Regions from separate parts of the Homo sapiens genome. Here region 2 is linked to region 1. A link is an interaction called in ENCODE POLR2A ChIA-PET data of the cell type or tissue named here. Cell type or tissue: PC-9. All regions are shown on one strand. Each heading gives the region's core, and the rest is flanking DNA. Links, peaks and the distances in the headings are about the cores only.

Region 1 (8,888 bases), core at 2,195-7,194:
CAGAGCAATGAGAAAAAATACATACAAAGATTTTTAAACTAGTTAAAAATGTACACTGTAGTTATAGTAACCATATGTTCCAATTTTTGTAGAATAGTCTTCATTTAAATATTTGTTTATTACATAAATTATATCTAATCATGTATTCCAACTGTTGGTTGAAAAAAATAACATCTTTTAAGCTGGGGGTTGTTTTTCAAAATAATATAAAAAATCACGAACTAAAAATAAAACGAGGATAAAGCAGGGCATGGTGACACACACGTAATGCCAGCATTTTGGGAGGCCAAGGTGGAAAGGGCACTTGAGCTCAGGAGTTCAAGACCAGCCTAGACAACGTGGAAAAAACCCATCTCTAAAAAAAAAACAAAACCAAAATTAGCCAGGTGTGGTGGCATGTGCCTGTGGTTCCAGCTTCTCTGGAGTTTGAGATGGGAGGATCTCTTGAGTCCAGGAGTCTGAGGCTACAGTGAGCCATGTTCACTACACTGGACTCCAGCCTGGGCAACAGAGCAAGACCCTATCCGAAAAAAAAAAATTGAGCTGCTACTGGGTAGTCACCATTTTAAACACTTCACCGTATTTACTCATTGAATATCCATGCCAACCCTATGAAATTATCCTCAATTTACAGATGAGAAAACTGAAGTACAAAATGTTATTTTTCCCATGATAACACAACTAAAGACTAAATAATTACAACTACATTTTTAAAATATATTTTATATAAAGACAATCTTTGCTAATTTCACAGTTTCCAAGGATCCATCTGAATTATTAATTTATTTTTCCAGGCTCATTGATACTAAGAGGGCTACCAAAAAAGCAGAGCTCTAGTGATTACTGCCATCATCATCTTCATTATCATTGCTAATATTTATTCCATGTCTTCTATGTACTAGCTACTGTGCCAAGAAGTTCACATTGTTTATTTCATTTAATATTCATGAAGACAAAAGTGCAGATTCAATAATAATAGGTAACAAAGACAGCGAATGGCGGAACCAGGATTCCAACTCAAGAGTGAATGGCGGGCCGGGCGCGGTGGCTTATCCCAGCACTTTGGGAGGCCGAGACAGGTGGATCACTTGAGGTCAGGAGTTCAAGAACAGCCTGGCCAACATGGTGAAACCTCATCTCTACCAAAAAATACAAAAATTAGCTGGGTGTGGTGGCATGTGCCTGTAGTCCCAGCTACTTGAGAGACTGAGGCAGAAGAATTGCTTGATGCAGGGAGGCAGAGGTTGCAGTGAGCTGAGATCACGTCACTGCACTTCAGCCTGGGTGACGGAGTGAGACCTTGCCTCAAAAAAAAAAAAAAAAAAAAAGCTAATGGAAGAACCAGGATTCAACTCCAGTTTTCTACTATTTACAATACTGGTCCCTGTATTCTAAGGGAAAAATATTGGCATTCTGGATTATAACCGAGTCTCTGTGAATGTGGCTAATGTTAGTTCATTCCCCAGAGCCTGATGGTTTCTAACATGCTTATAACCACAACACCCCACTGCAACCCAGCCCTGATCAGCATCCCGAAATCAGCTACTATATAGGCACCAATTTTACAATCAATTTTAGAAAAGTAGGTGCATTCTGAATGATACCAGCAAGTGTGATGTGACCATATTTATTTCATTTGGCTGGTTTTTTTTTTCCAGAACAAAGAGAGTAGAGAAAAAAACATATGTGAGAAAGACTAAGATTCAATATTCAGTCTGTGGCCATACCACCCTGAACACTCTCGATCTCGTGTGATCTCGGAAGCCAAGCAGGGTCAGACCTGGTTAGTACTTGGATGGGAGATTCAGTATTCATTTCAACTCTGAATTTATGATAAATCATTTAGAAGAGAAAACAATAATATGAGAAATAAGTCCAAAAAAACAGGGCAAAACTTCTCTCTCTCTCATGCATACACACACACACACACACACACACACACACACACACAAAATTTAACACACACACCGTTTTGATCTAACACAGATAAGATCAAAATAGCCAACAAAGCACACACACCTAAACCCACCTACCACCTAAAATCTCATGAAATGATAAAGGGGATAATTTTATTTGTTTATTTTAATCATTATTTATTTTTGAGACACAGGGTCTCACTTTGTCACCCAGGCTGGAGTGCAGTGGCAGGAACATGGTTCACTGCCTCCACCTCTGGGGCCCAATTGATCTTCCTGCCTCAGCCTCCTGAGTAGCTGGAACTACAGGCATGCACCACCACACTCAGCTAATTTTTGTATTTTTTGTACAGACAGGGTTTCACCGTGTTGCCCTGTCTGGTCTGGAACTCCTGAGCTCCAGCGATCCGCCTGCCTCGGCCTCCCAAAGTGCTGGGATTACAGGCATGAGCCACAGGGCCCAGCCAGGAGATACTTTTAAAAAGTAAAGGCCGGGTACAGTGGCTCACACCTATAATCCCAGCGCTTTGGGAGACCGAGGCAGGCAGATCACCTGAGGTTGGGAGTTCAAGGCCAACCTGAGCAAAATGGAGAAACCCCATCTCTACTAAAAATACAAAATTAGCCTGGCGTGGTGGCGCATGCCTGTAATCCCAGCTACTCAGGAGGCTGAGGCAGGACAATTGCTTGAACCCAGGAGGCGGAGGTTGCATTGAGCCAAGATCGTGCCATTGCACTCCAGCCTGGGCAACAAAAGCGAAACTCCATCTCCAAAAAATAAAAATAAAAATAAGTAAAAGAAGGCTGGGTGTGGTAGTTCATGCCTGTAATCCCAGCACTTTGGGAGGCCAAGGCGGGTGGATCAACCTAAGCTCAGGAGTTCAAGAGCAGCCTGGTCAACATGGTGAAATCCTAGAAACAAAAAAAATTGCCATCGACAAACCAGAAATGTTGAGAAAAGACAGAATGCAGATAGATTAAATCTCAGAAAAACCAAATGGAAGGAAAATTCGGCTCAAATCATATGGAGGAATCTGCTAAAGGCAAAAATAGTAGTAGTTGGGGAGAGGGTGTACAAACTTACAGTTAACAGATCAAGAAGTAGGGAGGAGGGTACTGAGACATTGGTCAGGGGGAGTAATTAGAATAAGAGATTTAGAGTAGCTAGGCTGGTCAACCACTTTCTTCTCTCCAACTGGTTCTAAATTGTGGCCCAGAAAGCAATAGACCACCAGGAAGAACACCAGTCTTCCACACTTTAAAGATGAGCAACCACACACCCTTGTCTTATAAGTGCTGTTCCCTATACAAAATTGGCAGAGAACAGCTACCATAAATAAATAGGCAAAAGGAAGAGAGATTCTAAAATACAAAATTGAACAGATAGCTAACACATTATCATACATTTGAAAAAAGTTACCATGAAAGAGGCACCATTTTTACAATTATTATTAGACAAAACAAAGCTACAGAACAATCAGAAGAAGACATTTGAAATGTATAATATCTTCAGAGAAACATGAGAAGATGTCATATGTACAAAAACTTTGAGTATATATTTGGAAATTTAAAATTTTGATAACTGAGGCTGGGTGTGGTGGCTCACTCCTATAAATCCAGCACTTTGGGAGGCCGAGGCAGGCAGATCGCTTGAGTTTAGGAGCTTGAGACCAGCCTGGGCAACATGGCTAAACCCTCATCACCACAAAAATACAAAAATACAAAAATTAGCTAGGAAGTCAGGCACGGTGGCTAATGCCTATAATCCCAGCACTTTGGGAGGCTGAGGCAGCTGGATTGCTTGAGTCAGGCATTTGAGACCAGCCTGGCCAACATGGTGAAACCTGTCTCTACTAAAAATACAAAAATTAGCCAGTCATGGTGGTGAGTGCCTGTGATCCCAGCTACTCAGGAGGCTGAGGCAGGAGAATCACTTGAACCGGGAGGTGGAGATTGCAGTGAGCCGAGATCACGCCATTGCACTCCAGCTTGGGCAACAGAGCGAGACTCAATCTCAAAAAGAAAAAAATTACCTAGGCATGGTGACACACATCTGTAGTCCCAGCCAGCTACTTGGGAAGCTGAGGTGGGACGATCACTTGAGCCCAGGAGGTTGAGGCTACAGTGAGCCATAATTGCACCACTGCACTCCAGCCTGGGTGACAGAGACCCTGTTAGAAAAAAAAAAAAAAAAAAAAAAAATATATATATATATATATATATGAGATATATATGATATATGTTATATATATGATATGATAGCTGAAATTAAAAAATGAAATGAATGGTCTGGGTTTCAGAATAGACATAGATTAATAACTGGAAAATCAAGCTGGCCTATTATCCCAGAATGATGTCACCCCAATTAGCAGTGGCAGAAAAAAATGGCTTTAGGGCCTATAAGGGTGCCCTGAGGCAATTTTCTACATTCTCCACCCTCCCCCCATACCTTGCCCTTACTTATTTGGAAAAAAATAAGATCATATACCACATTAACTGAAACAGATGGCAAATTATGAAAGAGCTATGGGGTGTGGCAAAGGCTGCTGATTGTCCTCAAATATCTTTTCATTAAATATATCTATGATGTATTTATGAAAATAAGGGCATTTCAAAATACAGGAGAATGATTGACTAGTCAGTGACATAGTAACAGATACCATGCATGGATTGACCAACTGTCTTCTTGGATGCCTTCCTGGAAAGCCAAAACCAATATTTCCCACATTCACTTGTAGCTAGGATTCCAAAAATGATTTAGGTTTTACCAAGCCAAGTTAGACTGATTCAAATTTGTATTACATGAAGAGAGAGGAAAGGCATGAACCCCTTTGGGCAGATTCCTAATTCTGCAGCGTCCTGATCCTTTCAGAGTTAGCAGCTGCCTTGACAGGTAATTTGGGGAGTTCTTGAAGACTCATGATGAAGCCTGTTTCTCTCAAAGATTTTGTATATCATCTAGATCCCTTAAACTCTTTATTTTGAAAGTGGCAGAAGGGACTTCAATACCAACATATGAACTATCTGTCTGGGAAATGAGTTGTCTGATCTTGTTTCAAAAATGATCTGTAGATAAATGGGAAAACAAATACTAGCAAACTGAAGTACAAAAATGTTAGGGAAAAGTATAAAAGAACATTTTAAATCTTGTGGTTAGCCTTTCTAAGCAAGACTAAAATCCAGAAGACACAAAGGAAATGATGGGTAGATTTGATATAATAAAAATTAAAATTCCTACATAAGAGCCAAGTGACAGACTAAGATATAATATTCTCAGATATAAATCAGAAAAGGTTTAATTCATAATATGTTAAAATGTTTGTATAAATCAATAAAAAAGACACAACCAAATTAAAACTGATAAAATTCTAAACAGGTAATTTACTAAAAAAAGGTAATCCAAATGATTAATAGACATGAGTAGATGCTTGAACTTGCTGGTAAGTAGAGAAATGCATATACATACATGTAAGTGCCGTAACCTAATCAAATCAGAATCTCTGGGAGTCCCCAGATACTTTTTAAAAATCTTCTCATCCACATAAATTCAATGTGTAGCCAAAGTTAAGAACCACTACCCTAAAACAGTGCTAACTCAAAGTGTGGGCAGTGGACCAGCAGCAGTAGCATCTAGCAGCTTGTTAAAAATGCGAATTACTGAGTTTCCTTTCAGACCGATTGAATCAGAATTTCTCCAGGTGATTCTGATGCATGCTCAATTTTGAGAACTCTGAAACCTCTCTGCATTTTATTTACAGAGCTACTTGGAGGATAATAGCAGGTGAAAGTATTTTCAGAAAAGTAAAAATAGTAATCGCAAATACAAATAATCATACTATTCCGATATATTTTACATAATCTTAGGGTCATACTCAGGACCTAGCAATGAAAATGACAATAATTCATTACTGAAATAGAAATCTCTTGGAGACATAAAGAATTAGTCCATGTCCTTATTTCTGAATTGTCTCCAAATACAGTGGAGTGTTAGTTAGTTCTATAATACAGTCTTAGTAGATGTGAAACTGCCACAGGGATAGGAAGCCAAATGGCTTACTTTTAAGTTTCTTAAATATTTTGTTACTTTATGATGGCTTTTTTTTTGTAATGGGTTTTTGCAGTGTTTCCACTAAATGGGACAAGTGTATTGGTGCAGTTTGGCTATTCTGCACTATTAAATTTCAGAATATTGGCTTGTGGTTATGTTGTCTATTATTTGAGGCTTTACCCAAAGAAAACTAACAGACATGTGCCCCCTTTTACCCTTTATCTATGTCTGACAATATTCCATACATAGCCAAGCTATTAAAGAAGAGAAATGTCGTGGTCTTTGGGTTTTAAGAAGGTTGCTCTGACTGCTGTGTAGAACAACTCCAAACAACATCAGCATCATCTAGAAGCTTGTTAAAAATGCATATTATTGAATGTGTGTGTACCAAGAGGTGTCCACTGAAGTTCATTCGGATGTAGAAAGGAACTTGTAAAACTGTTGCATTATGTTGGAACTTGCATAGCTAACCAACCAGGAGTTTGGGCATCTGGCTGAGAACCAAGTCTATCTTAGTCTCAACTGGGTTGTAGTACCACCTGGTGGTCATTTTCCACTCTAGTTTAATCATGAATGGGGACAATTCTATACACATGGCTGACTGGAATTCCAGAACACTGACTGATGCCCCTTTGGCAACTTGATCTGTGACACTGGGCTTAGGAAATACCAGGGACACTGGGACCTATCCACACCAACCACTCTGCTTCCTGCCTCACCCTCTCCTCCAAACTCCTACTCCCCAAATGATAAAAAGAGGGCTGACAGGAATGCAGGAATCAATTAGTAGTTGTATTATGTTCAAATTTACATTATCATGAAATTCATGTACATTAGGATGTAGAACTATATATGGTTAATAAAAATGTGCACATATTAGGATACAAATTTTTAAAATTTCAAGAGTACTACTGAATAATAATTTTTAAAAAGTTGGATAACAAATGCTGGCAAGGATGTGGAGAAAAGGGAACCCTTGTACACTGTTGGTGAGAATGTCAATTAGTACAACCACTATGGAGAACAGTGTGGAGGTGCCTCAAAAAACTAAAACTAGAACTACCATATGATCCAGCAATCCCACTGCTAAGTATATACCCAAAAGAAAGGAAATTGGTTTATCAAAGAGATAACTGCACTCCCATGTTTATTGCAGCACTATTCACAATAACCAAGATTTAGAAGCAACCTAAGTGTTCATCAACAGATGAATGGATAAAGAAAATGTGATACATGTACACAACGGAGTAGTATTCAGCCATAAAAAAGAATGAGATCCTGTTATTTGCAACCACATGGATGAAACTGGAGGTCATTATGTTAAGTGAATTAAGCCAGGCACAGAAAGACAAACTTCACATGTTCTCACTTATTTGTGGGAGCTAAAAATAAAAACAATTGAACTCATGGAGATACAGAGTAAAATGATGGTTACCAGAGGCTGGGAAGGGTAGTGGGGGGGTGACGGGTGTGCGGTAGGGATGGTTAATGGGTACAAAATATAGTTAGATAGAATAAGTATTTGAGCCTGTAATCCTAGCACTTCAGGAGACTGAAGCAGGCCGATCACTTGAGCCCAGGAGTTCAACACCAGCCTAGGCAACATGGCAAAACCCCCGTCTCTACAAAAAACACCAAAATTAGCCAGCTGAGGTGGTGTGCACTTGTAGTCTCAGCTACTCAGGAGGCTGAGGTGGGAAAATCACTTCAGCCTGGAAGCCCAAGGCTGCAGTACACCAAGATCAGGCCACTGTAGTCCAGCCTGGACAACAGATGAGACCTTGTCTCAAAAAAGAAAAAAGATCTAGCATTTGATTGCAGAACAGGGTGACTACAGTCAAACATTTATTGTACATTTTTAAATGAATATAATTGGATTGTTTGTAACACAAAAGATAAATGCTTGAGGTGATGGATACCCCATTTACCCTGATGTGATTATTACACATTGTGTGCCTGTATCAAAATAGCTTATGTACCCCATAAAGTATATACACCTACTATATACCCACAAAAATTAAAAATTGGCCGGATATGGTGGCTCCTGCCTATAATCCCAGCACTTTGGGAGGCCAAGGCAGCAGATCACCTGAGGCCAGGAGCTCCAGACCAGCTTGGCCAACATGGCGAAGCCCATCTCTACTAAAAATACAAAAATTCACCGGGCGTGGTGGCACACACTGGGATTACAGTAGCTGTAATCCCAGCTACTCAGGAGGCTGAGGCAAGAGAATGGCTTGAATCCTGGAGACGGAGGTTGCAGTGAGCCGAGATCGTGCCACGGCACTCCAGCGAGTGAGACTCCATCACACACACACACACACACACACACACACACACACACAAAAAAGCTAGGAGATGGCCACGCGCAGTGGCTCACTCCTATTAAATCCCAGCATCCCAGCACTTTGGGAGGCCAAGGTGGGCAGGTCACTTGAGGTCAGGTGTTCAAGACCAGCCTGGCCAATATGGTAAAACCCCATCTCTCCTAAAAATACAAAAATCAGCTGGGCATAGTGGCATGCACCTGTCATCCCAGCTACTTGAGAAGCTGAGGTGGGAGGATGGCTTGAATCCTGGAGGCAGAGGTTGCAGCTGAGCCGAGATCACATGATTGCAATCCAGCCTGGGCGACAGAGTGAGACTCGTTTCAGGAAAAATAAAAGGTCTGGGAGACTCTCTCCCCCTCAAGTATGGAGAATGGGTTAGAGAAAAACAAGCCTAAAGGCAGATAGGCAAGCTAGAAGCCTGTTGAAGTAATTTAGGCAAGAGGTGATGATGGTCTAAAACTAGAATGGTGGTAAGGGAATTTGGGGGAAAGTGGATAGGTTTGATATTTAGGAGATAGAATCTAGTCCTTATGTTTTAAAGATATAAACTGAAGTATCTGCAGATAAATTGATATGAGGTCTAGACTTTTCTTT
Region 2 (7,465 bases), core at 247-5,246, 370 kb before region 1:
CAGTCTGAGGAATGCTTGGATTTGTCAAAAGAATGGAGCTTTGTAGGAAACAGGCACAAAGACGCAAACCCAGGGCTTAACCTGCTAGAAAATGCATGGAATGTGAACACAAGTTAATTATTTCAAAATGTTTTTCAGATGTTATTTAAATAGTAATATATACATTGATTTTTCATAATTTATCAAAGCCTGTGGTACGCACTGAATTTTCTTTGTCACATAGTTTTGAATTTCACAGCCTTCTGCATTGCATACACTTGAACTGGACATCAGGGGAAGCTGCTTGAGAGTTCTCAATTACTTTCTTAAACAGTGTTTTCTGAAGGCGTGTGTCATGATACAACTGTGAATTCTACCTTAGGGACTCTGGTTAAACTATTGGTGAGGAGCTCGAGTGGTTTGTATAGACCCCAGATTTTTGTTTACTTTAATGTATTCCACAAAACCCATCCTGGTTTTTGTTAGTTTGTTTTGTTTTTAATCTTTTTTTTTCCTTCTCTACTTATTTAAATTGCCACTGGAATAAATGTGCCTTTTGAAGCAAAGTCCAAATGACTGGTCCTCAAACACAGTTTCTTACATGGGGAGAGTAGTAAGAATAAGCTTTTCTTACCTGACTGAAAATCAAGGTTTCATGGTCCATCCAGGAGGGCAGAAGATGGTGTTGGTTTCAAGTTTTTGGTGGGATTGGAGATAGCTTACAGGAGCGTGCAGAGCATTTGGGTTCCCAACAAGGACAAAGAGCCAACCCTCTAATGTAGATGTGTTTCTAATGCAGCCATGGGAGAAGTTCTAGACTGATGCCATCCATCCTTGCTTAAAATTAAAAACATAATATCCAAGAATAAACAAGGCAGTTTTATTATGAAAGGCAGGAGCACATTATTGAGTTGTCACTGAAAATTTTGAGTTAAATAAGATTACACTTGCCTAGTTAAACGCTGAAGTTTGATTTGGTTCCAGACTATGGAAATGATGGGCAGTCACCCTAAATCCTTGAAACATTCATGAGCATGTCCCTGAGATCCTTTCTAACAAACAGATTAGCCAATGTTATTTAGACATTTCTTACAAATGCTAACCTGTAATTGAGATGGCCACTCTAGATTAACACAAACCACTGAGATGACTTGTTTAAATACTTACCACACTTCCTGGTAGGTCATTTTGTTAGAAGCCAAATAAGTCATTGATTGGGAGTTTTTTTTGTTTTGTTTTGTTTGGAGACATGTGTGCCTTTACTGGCTCAGCAGGAGGAGTGGGTGGCCCTCATACCCAGCCAGCTGTACTTCACTGGCTTGTAGGTGATGGAGAGCTTGCCCAGGTAGTGGTGGCTTATCTTGGGCTTGATCTCCACTGCCTAGTTGAAGGTCTTGGGCAGGATGATCATGTCCCACAGGTGCATCTTGATTTTATGATATAACTTAGATCATGCATATGAGGTAGATGAACACTTACCTCAGCACTGGTAGGCTGGCACTTCTAAAACAATTGCTGGTTTTGTTTATGCTTTTAATCACTTCTCTGTAAACAGAGAAGCTCAGCACAATTCCCTGGAGGAACCGGTATCCTTGTGTGTGTTACTTTGCACATAGAAGTTAAATTTATATATGTCTATATTTAATTTAGAATCTCTTACTGAGATTGTAAATACACTTTGCACAGTTGTTGACGAGTGTCAGTGTCTCATCCTTTGTGAAGTGCAAGGAGATTCCTGTTAGGTTACAGAGGCTAATTTGTACTTACAACAGATGTTATTCCTCAGCTGTAACTTAATTCAATAGATGCATTCAAGGACAACTGTGGAAATCAGGATATTTCCACATGCAAATTTATTTGCATGTCATTGTTGTTTTTTCTAGAGCCCCAAAGAACATTGGTTTGGAAGCTAGAGAAACAGGGTGAAGCGTATTATGTAGTTTCTTTGTAAAATGGGACCTCAATTTCAGAAGGAACTTTCAGGAGGAAGACTTCTAGCAAGGATTAATGAGTTTGAGAACAATAACTAAAACACCAAATTTGTCATTTTAATTTTTTGTTGTTCTTCCAGGTCCACAGACAGAATTCTCTTCTTGTCCTTTGTCTTTGACCTTAAGGAGAGGCCACTTAAGGATAAAATTATACCCATATCATTTTTCAGGTGATTATGCTGCATGAGTACAGTGAGATGACACACTTTTTGCCACACAGGTTTCAGCACCCAGTATGTCCCAGAGAGAATGAGGATTCACTTTCCTCTTCCCTTTGCCTTTTCCTTCGTCCACTGTTCTTTCCTATTCCATCTTAGATTTTGTAGACCACATATAATAATGACAAGAGGACATTCTAGTTGAAAACTGGTTTGGCTTCACTTCATGTTTGCAAATAGGTACCATATACACTAGTCAAAGCCAGGGATGATTTGTTAAACTATACAGTTTATTTGCTGAATTTATTAAATTTCTTGATGTTTTAGAAGTGAATATTTACTTTGAATCTCCCCATTTGCACGGAACTATCCAGGTTTATTACACATTTCAAGGTAATGTGGCAATCAGAACAATATATATTTTAAAATATTTTTCACACTTTCCATTTTGCCACATTAAAATTCAGTTTTACTTTATTGTGTTCAGCTGTTTGAAATGTAGGACAAATTATAAATAAGAATTCAGTCCATTATCTATGTACAACCTATTTTGGCAGTAGAATTTTGAAGCATATTATGTAATATGTTTCATTTTTACTTGTTAGTCATGATCTGGATGACATCTCAAGGAGCGGCGCCATAGAGTCATGCCTGGAAAATGAAGGTGTTTGACTTCGGTGCCTGTCACCCCGTGGGTTGGTCTCTGGGGCTGACTCAGACTGACTTAGTTGGCTAATGGGGTTCCTTTCTTCCCTGCCGTTCTTGCAGCTCAGGTGAAGAGGATGACCTTCCCAGAGAGAGGAAATGAGTTCCTCGGTCATGTCATGACTGGCTTGTAAAAATAAATGTGAACTTTTCCACTAGCCATACACTTTCTATAAATAGCCCAGGGAGAAAGTATGGGGCTACAGAGCTGGACAGAGTGGCCTTCATATGTTTCCATTCATAAATCCAGCTTGTAAGTGCTTGCAGTCAAAAAACAATTTAGCCTAATTTATAGTGATACTTCATAGGAATCATTTCTAAGAATGCAAAATTTTGGGACAGAGGTGATTTATATCATTTTTTCCTGATTTGGTGCCAACTCTGAGGACTAACAGCAATAATAAACAGGAATTTTTATCTTTAAATCTCTTCATAACTTTAATTAGTTAATCTGCACAAAGCTATAATAGGAGACAGGTATGGTGGGAGTTATCTCCATTTCAAAGCTTTATAGTTGGTCCAAGGTGACAGGATTAAGTTTTCAAACTGGCATTAGAATGCGGAGACCATTGTCTGCTCAACTGTGTTTACTAGTTTGCATGGCTATGATGCCTGGCCAAGCACACAGACACTAATTGGAAAAAGAGATATAGATACAGTCCCTTAATTGACTAACTTTAAAATTGAGCAAAGTGAGATAGGGCTGTCTTTGAAATTAGATCAAAATATCTCAAACAAAATGTTATCAGCCACTTAAAATGGTTGTTACCATCTTGTTCTTCAACTGTTGAAGTTTACCACTGCTGACTTCACTCTGTCAGCAATCTTTGAGCTGTTCATTCATGCACTCATATCATACCTTTCATGATCTTTGAGCACCTACTGTGTGTAAGACATTGGGCAAGGACCCATCCGTATTATTACAGCCATTACCCTTTTGTCTTCTGGTGGAAGAGAGAAGCCCCAGAAAGTCTCTCTGGCCAGGAACCAAACTCTGACCTTGGCTGTAGGTAGAATGCCGTAAGTCCCTGAGTTTGGGTCTCTTTTTTTGCTAGCATAAGTGCAATCCATAGAATCTTATTTCTATTCACATGCTGACTTCCTCAGCAATCAATTTCTTTCTTTTTTCTTTTTCTGTGTGCTCCTAGGCCTATTGTTAAAAATAACTTGAAAATGTAATGTACAATCCAAGTGAGGGGATAGTCGGCATATGTACAGAATTGAAAAACTTATCACTAATATTATGAAAACACTAATAACGATAACTATTGGAAGATTGATAGTATTCATACTATTATGAAGAGTGGATCATCCAAAGTGCCTAAATTGAGATGTCTTTAAGTGTCTGAATTTTATAGTGTAATAAAACAAACAAACAAACCAATCACATACATAAGAAGGTAAATGGCTAGATCTCCAAAATTAACTGAGATTAACTAATGCTCTCTAGCCTTTTAGGATCTTTGTGTTGTAACTTATGAAACATGTCTTAGAAAACATTAATCTGGAGGAAATCATTAAAAAGTGTCAGAGGTAAAAAAGATAGGAAGAATGCATGGGAAGGGGAGAACAAAGAGGATTAGAGTCAAACAGTCAGAATGGGGCAGCAAGTTCAACTGTGCAGTCAGCCTGAGTTTTAAATTTTGTCCTTAGAAAAGCATGTGAACTCCCAGGGTGTTAGTGTTCGAGTAGACAGGCAAGGAATTCTGTTTGTCAGCTTAACCACATCTTGTAGCGTTTGACCTGAGCACGAGTGTCCAGGTATATTTTGAGTGGTACATTTATCTCCTGGCTTAAAGCCCTTACTTTGTTTCCATAAAATTAGGACAGAGGCAAAAAGGCATTACGGGATAGCACCAGCCAATTGTACATCACCTTTTGAATCATTTTCTTGAAGGATTGTCAATATTCTCTGACATATATCACCTGACAAAAAGCGAACAAGCCTAGACAAACTGAAAAAGGAAGCATTCAGTGGTTGGAGCTGAGCACTACTGTGTTCTTTTGTGAGAGGCCACACGTTTTCTTATTGAAGATTTGGCTTCTTCGGTATTGTGAATAATTATTTCTTAATTGTGAAAATGGATGTCAGTTCTTCTTAGTCACTCTTCCAAAAGCTAATATAAATTTCTGTTGTTGTCATTTAAAAAAGGATAACTGTATTGCATTTCTGGTTTGCAGATTTCTAACCAGTTTGTAGGCATTTTTGTTCTAGAGTGGCTCCTTAAGAATCTGTGAGCAAGTTGCAGAATTAGAGTGTTTATTTATAGGTCAGGGGCCAAGAATGCTCATTTAGCTGTTAATTGTGGCAGGATGTGACTTTTGAAAGCTCTGAACATATACCTATATGCAACAGTATGCACACTTATTTACTATTTAGCTCAGTGGAAAAACAGCCTGCTCTTTGAGCTTTTGAGAATGTTTCCCAATGTATTGTGCTTCTAAATGTAATGCACTTGCTTTAATGCTTTTGTTCTCAATCAATCTCTGGAAGCTATTCCAAACATGGCATTTCTCAAGGAAAATTTCTTGAATGTGCAAAATTATTCTCCAATGTGTAAAAGTGACAGGCCACCTTTCCCTCATGCCTTATACCTCCACCCAAAATACGCAATAAGCACTCAAGGCAGAATGGGGGGTCTTCAGGTGGTCATTTGGCCGTGCTGTAAAGATGGCCCTGCTTCTCCCAGTACACCATGATATTGAAGAAGGACACTGTGTAAATAAACTCTTGTTTCTAGATAAAGCATGGGGACACAATTTCATTTCTTCTTAGTTCCATCTCTAGTTGGAAAGCATAATCTGTTTTTAATATGCTGGATGCAAAAAATAAAATTCCTGGGAAAATTTTTTAAAAAAGTATTTTAATTTTATATTTGTAAAGTTTCTAATAGACATTTGTTTGTAAAAACAGGCCTTAGCACATAAGTGAGAACCAGAGCTTTTTGGAAAGACTCATCTTTATCCGGTGAGTTTAATCACCTTGAGCTCTTACTCAAATGATAAAGACCTAGTAGGTCTTTAAAAATGTAAATAATGTATAGTTTAAAGAAGGATACAAATCATTTTTTAAAAAAGAAGAAAACACATGAGATAGGTTTTAGGTGTGTCTCATGGCTAAATTTAAAAGTCTTTTTAAAAATTCTGGTTAGAAACTTTATTAAATTCCCTCTTCCAGCAAAACCTAGCACAGAAGGTCTACTTTTCAAACAGGCTAGTTTTCTTTTCTGGAGGCTATGAACAAAATTATTCTCGCCAATCAACTGAGTACCAAGGCAATAAAGAGGTGAGGCACCTTTCACTTTGATGAGTTTATAAGCATGGTGAATAACGTAGCCAATAAAATGTACAGCCCTGGAACTCTGTCCCTTGTTTCTTCAGAATAGAAAGAAGAATAAGCCCCATGCCATCACTATATGGACCAGAAAAAGGCTTTCTGTGTTTCAGGGCTGGGGGAGGATTCTGTGGCTGCTTTTTTTTTTTTTTTTTTTTTTTTTTTTTTTTTTTAATTTGTATAGACCATGTGGTCGCTCTGAACTCTCTTCATTTCAGCCATCTCCCAGGCCATTTTCACTACCCTTGAAACTTCACTTTCCACATATCCAGCTTGAAGAGAAAAGATTTCTAAAAGGATTCCATGTGTATTTAGGCCTTCTCCAACCATCTGCCTTATGAGGTTCACCCATTTCCAAACAAAGGTTTTAAATACGGTGACTGTTCTTGGATTTGCAAGAATGTACAACCAGCAGGTCCCCTTTTGCAGTAAAGGGCATTATACTTGAAGGGGCATACTCATTTTTTCCTCAGGTCAGAGGCAGAGGGAAGAGTTAACAGTGATCAAATAGAGACCTTCATGTGTCTGTTTTTTGTTTTTGTTTTTAAGTTCATTTAAGGGTGATGACGGAGAAAGAAGGGAGTAAAAATGATGCGCGCACAAAGAAATTTTTCCCATTGCTTGCCAGATTCATTCTTTTTAGGCTACCCTTACTCCAGTCCTTACCTACACCCTAAAGAACTGTATTTAGCTAGCAAGAGAGGCATTCTCAGGATACGTGAGCTTCCAGGCATGGACTAACATGTGGTTTCAAATCAATAGTGTATTCTAACAGAAAAGCGTTACTTAATCTTAATTCTCCATTATGTGATAAAATAATCTATAGAAATAGGTATCACTTTGGCCAGTTCTGTGCATGTAGCTGAAAAAAAAATGTGACACATTTCTGTTGTATGATTTGCTATGATTTTGGTTTCCTGAGACATTTGTTCCCTACAGTCTTGAATATGAAATTCTGTGTAAATAATATGACTATGCATTTTTGCTGAAAAACAAATGTATGAAATAAGAATAAATTATTTGTAAGCACAGTGTTTAGGATCGTACACATCTGTGCATGTCCAACAGTTATCTTTCAGCAACAGGGTATTCCTAAATTAACAGTAAAATATTCATAACACTAATAAACAAGATAAGAAAAAACATTACCCTTTTCATAAAATGCAGCAGGCAGAAGGCAAGAGTATAAGTTTATCCTGAAGCACCCTTAGTATATTACTTTTTTATCATATTAGATAAATTAAAAAGAAAATTCATGTGTTACTTTGAAGCCATATCTTGTAAGAAAATACTTATAT

Evidence for each region. ChIA-PET counts read pairs that join two places held together with the same protein. Peaks named below come from ENCODE experiments on the same cell type or tissue, not always from the same donor. Only the 100,000 strongest peaks of a DNase experiment are listed, where the experiment ranks them.
Region 2: POLR2A ChIA-PET joins it to region 1 with 6 read pairs; 5 of 35 experiments call an interaction of 5 or more read pairs at or near these places.

The regions. Positions count from the first base shown.
Region 1 is chr3:142,584,617-142,593,504 of GRCh38, reverse strand. It overlaps the pseudogene RNA5SP143. Among named protein-coding and RNA genes, the nearest start is that of PLS1, 7.3 kb to the left of the region's middle. In PC-9, for the core only: a CTCF peak has its summit at 6,481 (motif pointing left); a DNase peak (open chromatin) is centred at 6,564.
Region 2 is chr3:142,954,318-142,961,782 of GRCh38, reverse strand. PAQR9 (progestin and adipoQ receptor family member 9) reads left to right here. Exons shown (of 1, transcript NM_198504.4): 1 at 1-7,198. Among named protein-coding and RNA genes, the nearest start is that of PAQR9, 5.6 kb to the left of the region's middle. RefSeq lists an enhancer at 2,276-3,475. In PC-9, for the core only: no CTCF peak of the experiment used is centred there; DNase peaks (open chromatin) are centred at 1,122 and 2,832.